Linked DNA regions of Homo sapiens: region 2 is linked to region 1. A link is an interaction called in ENCODE POLR2A ChIA-PET data of the cell type or tissue named here. Cell type or tissue: Caco-2. All regions are shown on one strand. Each heading gives the region's core, and the rest is flanking DNA. Links, peaks and the distances in the headings are about the cores only.

Region 1 (2,904 bases), core at 164-2,663:
TGGCTCACACCTGTAATCCCAGCACTTTGGGAGGCCGAGGCGGGAGGATCACCTGAGGTCAGGAGTTTGAGACCAGCCTGGCCAACATGGCGAAAGCCTGTCTCTACTAAAAATACAAAATTAGCCGGGCGTAGTGGCAGGTGCCTGTAATCCCAGCTACTCAGGAGGCTGAGGCGGGAGAATCACTTGAACCAGAAGGCGGAGGTTGCAGTGAGCCAAGATCGAGCCATTGTACTCCAGGTTAGGTGATAGAGTGGAACCCTGTCTCGAAAAAATAAAATAAATTCAAGCAGATTGGAATCTGAGGATTAGGAATCAGAACTTTTTTCAAGTTACAAGTGATAGAAGCCTTCATTCAAACCGACAGGTGTATATAAAAAAAAAAAAGAAAAGAAAAGAAAAAGGCTGGGCGCGGTGGCTCATGCCTGTAATCCCAGCACTTTGGGAGGCCGAGGCAGGTGGATCACGAGGTCAGGAGATCGAGACTATCCTGGCTAACACGGTGAAACCCCCTCTCTACTAAAAATACAAAAAAATTAGCCGGGCGTGGTGGTGGGTGCCTGTAGTCCCAGCTGCTCAGGAGGCTGAGGCCGGAGAATGGCGAGAACCCAGGAGGCGGAGCTTGCAGTGAGCCGAGATTGCGCCACTGCACTCCAGCCTGGGCGACAGAGCGAGACTCTGTCTCAAAAAAATAAAAAATAAAATAAAAAATAAAATTTAAAAAAACTGACAAGCTCAGGGAACTGTAAAGTTTTATTTTTGAGTTGTGGAGGTTTCAGTCATAGCTGAATCCATGTGCTCAAATAGTGCTGGCAGGAAATTGTGAATTTCTGCTTCTTTTATTTTTTTGAGATGGGATCTCTCTGTCACTCAGGCTGGAGTGCAGTGGCGTGATCTCAGCTCACTGCAACCTCCGCCTCCTGGGCTCAAGTGATTCTCCTGCCTCAGCCTCCCTAGTAGTTGGGATTACAGGCACGTGCCACCACACCCAGCTAATTTTTGTATTTTTAGTAGAAACGGTTTCACCATGTTGCCCAGACTGGTCTTGAATTCCTGACCTCAGATGATCCACCTGCCTTGGCCTCCCAAAGTGCTGGGATTACAGGCATGATACACCACAGCTGACCACTATTTCTGCTTCTTAAGTCTGTTTTTCTCTCTGGGGACATCACTCCCACACAGACATCCCCTTGTGTGTGTGTGTGTGTGCATGTGTGTGCAAGCATGCACATGTGTGCATCAAACTGGGCACCAGCAACCCCCACTTACATCCCATCAGCACATTGGCTCAGGAATGGAAGTGCCTTTTCCTGTAGAGTCAATGAAAGTCCTAGGGCAGACTCTCATTGGCCCTTCCCCAAATCAATCACTGAGCCAAGGGCTTAGGGTATTCTGATTGGTCAGGCTGAGTCATATGGCCACTTCTTCTTGGCCCTGACCTCCTTTCCACCTGCCTCTGCCCTCCTGCTTCAGCGCTTCCAAGCCATGGAGGAGACACACCTGAGGCACATGAAGGCACTGCTGGGCTCATATGCTCACTCGGTGGAGGACACGCACGTGCAGATTGGGCAGGTGAGTTGGGCAGGTGTGAGGAATGAGGCTGGGGTCACTGCTGGGCAAAGGGGCCTTGACCAGTTACACACCCCGCCCACCCGGCACAGGTGCATGAGGAATTTAAGCAGAACATCGAGAACGTCAGCGTGGAGATGCTACTCAGGAAGTTTGCAGAGAGTAAGGGCACAGGCCGGGAGAAGCCTGGTGAGTCAGGGCAGCCATTGGGGGTCGGGCTTCGGGGCCACAGCTGCAGACAGGCATGTGCCACCATGCCCAGCTAATTTTTTTTTTATTTTTTTATTTTTAATAGAGACGAGGTTTCACCATGTTGGCCAGGCTGGTCTCGAACTCTTGACCTCAGGTGATCTGCCTGCCTCGGCCTCCCAAAGTGCTGGGATTACAGGCGTGAGCCACTGCACATGGCCAGGCCTTGGTTTCTTCATGGGAAAAATGGGCTGCTGACAAGTCCAGCTCTCCAGCCTGATCTTATGTGTAAATGTCTTTGAACCAGATCCCAGAGGAGCCTTGAATGCCAGGCTTGGCTGATCAGACTTCACCCCCAGGGCCTAAGGGAGCCATTGAGGGTTGTTGAGCAAAAGAACAATTTGGGAATGCGCAGATGCAGGACTGGGAAGGAGTTAAGAGCAAAAGTTTTAGAGTGAGACGTGGGTTTGAGTCTTTTCTTCATCGCTTGCTGTGTGACCTAGGACCTGTGCTTTGACTTCTCTGAGCCTCAGTTTCCTCATCTGTAAAGTGAGGATGTAATAATGTTGCAACATTCAGTGATTTCATGCAGGTAAAGGGCAAAGGGTGTGCCAGGCACACAGTAGGCACTCACTAAATGCTGGTATACAGTTACGTCCTCAAGTCTTGTTAACTAGCAAAACCTGTTCTTTCTCCCTCCTGTCGCTCTGGCTCAGGCCTGGCTCAGGTCTCCCCTCCCTGCATGGGGCCCCACTCTTGCCCTTCACAGGCCCCAGATCTGTTTTGTCCTCCTCCTGCTCACACACCTTCCATGGCTCCCCATTGTTCTTGGGAGAGAGTTCCCACTCCTTATCCTGTCACTCAAAGCCCAGCCCACTGCACAGACGCATGGTCCATTCCCCGACCCAACCCAAGTTCCAGCCACAAATGCTGGAAGTATGTAGAAGTAGCTCATGTCACCCCCTGCGGTGGCACTGCCCTGCTGGAACCAGACCAGCCCCTTGGTCCATCCCACTTCTGATGATGTGGGGCTGGTTCTTGTCCGGGAACCTGATGGACCTTGAGTTCAGATCCAGGTGCCATTTTGTGGCCAAAAGTGTACTACCCTTTCCAAGCGCAGTCTCCCCACCCTCAATTTAGTTTCTT
Region 2 (2,904 bases), core at 97-2,596, 410 kb before region 1:
GTTCGAGGCTGCAGTGAGCTATGATCGTGCCACTGCACTCCAGCCTGGGTGACAGAGCAAGACCCTGTCTCGAAAAAAATAATGATTAAAAAAATAAAATTCCAGTGACTCTCCCCAAGTTGCCCAGTTAACCCAGAGCAGACAGCCCCAGCCCACTTGCCCCCGGCCTCTCTCAGGGGAAGGCGAGTCAAGGGCAGAAGCCAGCAGGCCAGAAGCCCTTCCTGCGACCGTGAGGAGAGAAGCAGGCAAGGTCCAGGCTTAAGTACACATTGTTTTCTCGGCAGGTGGACGTCATTTCGGGGTAAACAATGTCAAGAGCTTCCCTGGTTCTCAGCCGAGGCCCTGACAGTCCTGGGCTGGGAGCCCGGGCCTGGCCCTGATTCTCCACTGTGTGACCCCAGGCTGCTCACTTCCCTGGGGCCTCAGTTTCCTCCTCTGAGAAGTGGGGATAATAATAGAACCTCCTTCCTTGCCATGAGGGCTTTCGGCCAAGATGGAGAGAGGAAAATTGTGTTTGCTTGGAGCGGGGAATCTCCTCCTCACCTTTTTGTTTCCCTCCCTGTGGGCTGCTCAGGGCTGAGAACTTTCTCCCAGACAGAGCCATCTAGAGCAAAGGGGTTGAGAGACAGCTTGGCGAGGGAGTGAGCTCCCTGTTGGAGAGGGTATGCAAGAAGGAAAAAAAAAAAAAAGAAGAAGAGGTGGAAATGGAGCTGGACATGATGCATCCTGGGGAGTTGGCGGCAAAGCTTTCGGAAATCTACTTGGCCAGAAATCCCATATTAGCCCTCTGAGGCTGCAACAGACCCAGAATGACAATAGCTCCGTGGCAAAATGGTCATAGGCACAGTGGTTGGGGTCAAAGGGATCTGACTTAAAGTTCTGGTGCCTTCCTGAGCCTCGGGTCCTAAACTGCAAACAGCAATGCCAGGCCCTGACTCCTCCGTCAGTGGTGTAGCAGGACCCCAGAGAGAGCACAGGCTATTCTTGGGGCGGTGGCCTGAGTCACCATCCCTGTGACGCACAGGCCACCCTCTGAGAAGTGACTGACTCTGGGAGGAGGCAGGGGGCACAGGCAGCAAGCCATGACCTGAGCGTGTGCCAGGAGCCCTTGCTGCTTCCTACAGAGGCCCCTAGTCCCTTGCTCCGGTCATTTTTGGATGGCACCTTGCAATTAGCAAAGCATTTCCAGGCCCTTGACTTCAGAGACTATCTTTTTTTTTTTTCCAAGACAGGATCTCACTCTGTCTCCCAGGCTGGAGTGCAGGGATGCGATCTTGGCTCTCTGCAGCCTCCACCTCCTGGACTCGGGCGATCTTCCCACCTCAGGCTCCTGAGTAGCTCGGACTACAGGTGCGCACCACCACACCTGGGTAATTTTTGTATTTTTTGTACAGAGGGGGTTTTGCTATGTTGCCCAGACTGGTCTTGAACTCCTGGGCTCAAGCAATCCTCTCACCTCGGCCTCCCAAAGTGCTGGGATTACAGGTGTGAGCCACAGTGCCTAGCTGAGACTCTTTTTTATTTATTATTTTTATTTTTATTTTTTGTTGCCCAGGCTGGAGTGTAGTGGCTCAATCTTGGCTCACTGCAACCTCCACCTCCCGGGTTCAAGTGATTCTCCTGCCTCAGCCTCCGGAGTAGCTGGGATTACAGGTGCCCACCACCACACCCGGCTAATTTTTGTATTTTTTTTTTTTTTTTAGTAGAGACAGGGTTTCACCATGTTGGCCAAGCTAGTTTTGAACTCCTGAGCTCAAGTGATCCGCCCGCTTCAGCCTCCCAAAGTGCTGGGATTACAGGCGTGAGCCACTGCAACCAGCCTCTCTTTTTTTGAGACAGAGTCTTGCTCTGTTCCCAGGCTGGAGTGCAATGGTGTCATCTCGGCTCACTGCAACCTCTGCCTCCCGGGTTCAAGTGATTCTCCTGCCTCAGTCTCCCAAGCAGCTGGGACTACAGGCGCATACCACCACGCCCAGCTACTTTTTGTATTTTTAGTAGAGATGGGGTTTCACCATGTTGGCCAGATGGTCTTGATCTCTTGACCTCATGATCCGCCCACCTCGGCCTGGGATTACAGGCGTAAGCCACCGTACCCGGCCTCTTTTTTTTTTTTTTTTTCTGACACAGTCTCACTCTGTCGTCCAGGCTGGAGTGCAGTGGCATGATCTCGGCTCACTGCAACCTCCGCCTCCCAGGTTCAAGCAATTCTCCTGCCTCAGCCTCCTGAGTAGCTGGGATTCCAAGCATGAGCCACTGTGCCCAGCTGAGACTCATTTTCTAGAAAGTAAAGGTCAGGATTCATTCCTGGATGCCACTCCCCCTTCTCTCCCTCTGCTCATTACCTTCCCTCACCCCCGTCCAGCCTCCAGGCCTTTGGCCTGGCTGTTCCTGCTGCCTAGAACACTGTTCCCCCTGCTTTCCCTGAGGCCAGCTCCTCATGCTCCAGCTCTTCCTCACCAAGGCTCTCTCTTGCCTGTTTGGGGTCCGATGGCCTGGGTTCATGTCCCAGCTCTGCTGTGCTCCCTGGGGTACAGGGCATGCCCTCTCTGTGCCTCACTCTCCTCATCTGGAAAGTGGGTAGAATAGTGGTTTGCCCTACTATTATTGTTAAGTTGTGAAGATTACATGAATTAATCTTGCAAAGTACTTAGAACTGCGTGGGGCTCCCAGTAGGTGCCTAATAATTGTAGGCTCTTTGGTAGTCCCATCATGACACTGTCTAACCCACTACTCAGGGAGTTTCATGAGGACAGGACTGGGTGTGTCTTGGATACTGCTGTGTCCCTCACGCCCAACCATACATGACCTAGTATACAGCAGGTGCTCAATTAAGGAAGAAGCAAGTGTGAGATCAGCCTCCCTCCACCCTCAGTCCTGGTCCTAGCTTTGCCCACAGTTCTAAGA

What was found. ChIA-PET counts read pairs that join two places held together with the same protein. Peaks named below come from ENCODE experiments on the same cell type or tissue, not always from the same donor. Only the 100,000 strongest peaks of a DNase experiment are listed, where the experiment ranks them.
Region 2: POLR2A ChIA-PET joins it to region 1 with 6 read pairs; 2 of 35 experiments call an interaction of 5 or more read pairs at or near these places.

What each region holds. Positions count from the first base shown.
Region 1 is chr19:17,770,984-17,773,887 of GRCh38, forward strand. It overlaps FCHO1 (FCH and mu domain containing endocytic adaptor 1), which reads left to right. Exons shown (of 29, transcript NM_015122.3): 10 at 1,474-1,572; 11 at 1,662-1,758. Among named protein-coding and RNA genes, the nearest start is that of FCHO1, 21 kb to the left of the region's middle. In Caco-2, for the core only: no CTCF peak of the experiment used is centred there; a DNase peak (open chromatin) is centred at 1,378.
Region 2 is chr19:17,357,593-17,360,496 of GRCh38, forward strand. All of the region lies in intron 5 of PLVAP (plasmalemma vesicle associated protein), which reads right to left. Among named protein-coding and RNA genes, the nearest start is that of PLVAP, 18 kb to the right of the region's middle. In Caco-2, for the core only: no CTCF peak of the experiment used is centred there; no DNase peak of the experiment used is centred there.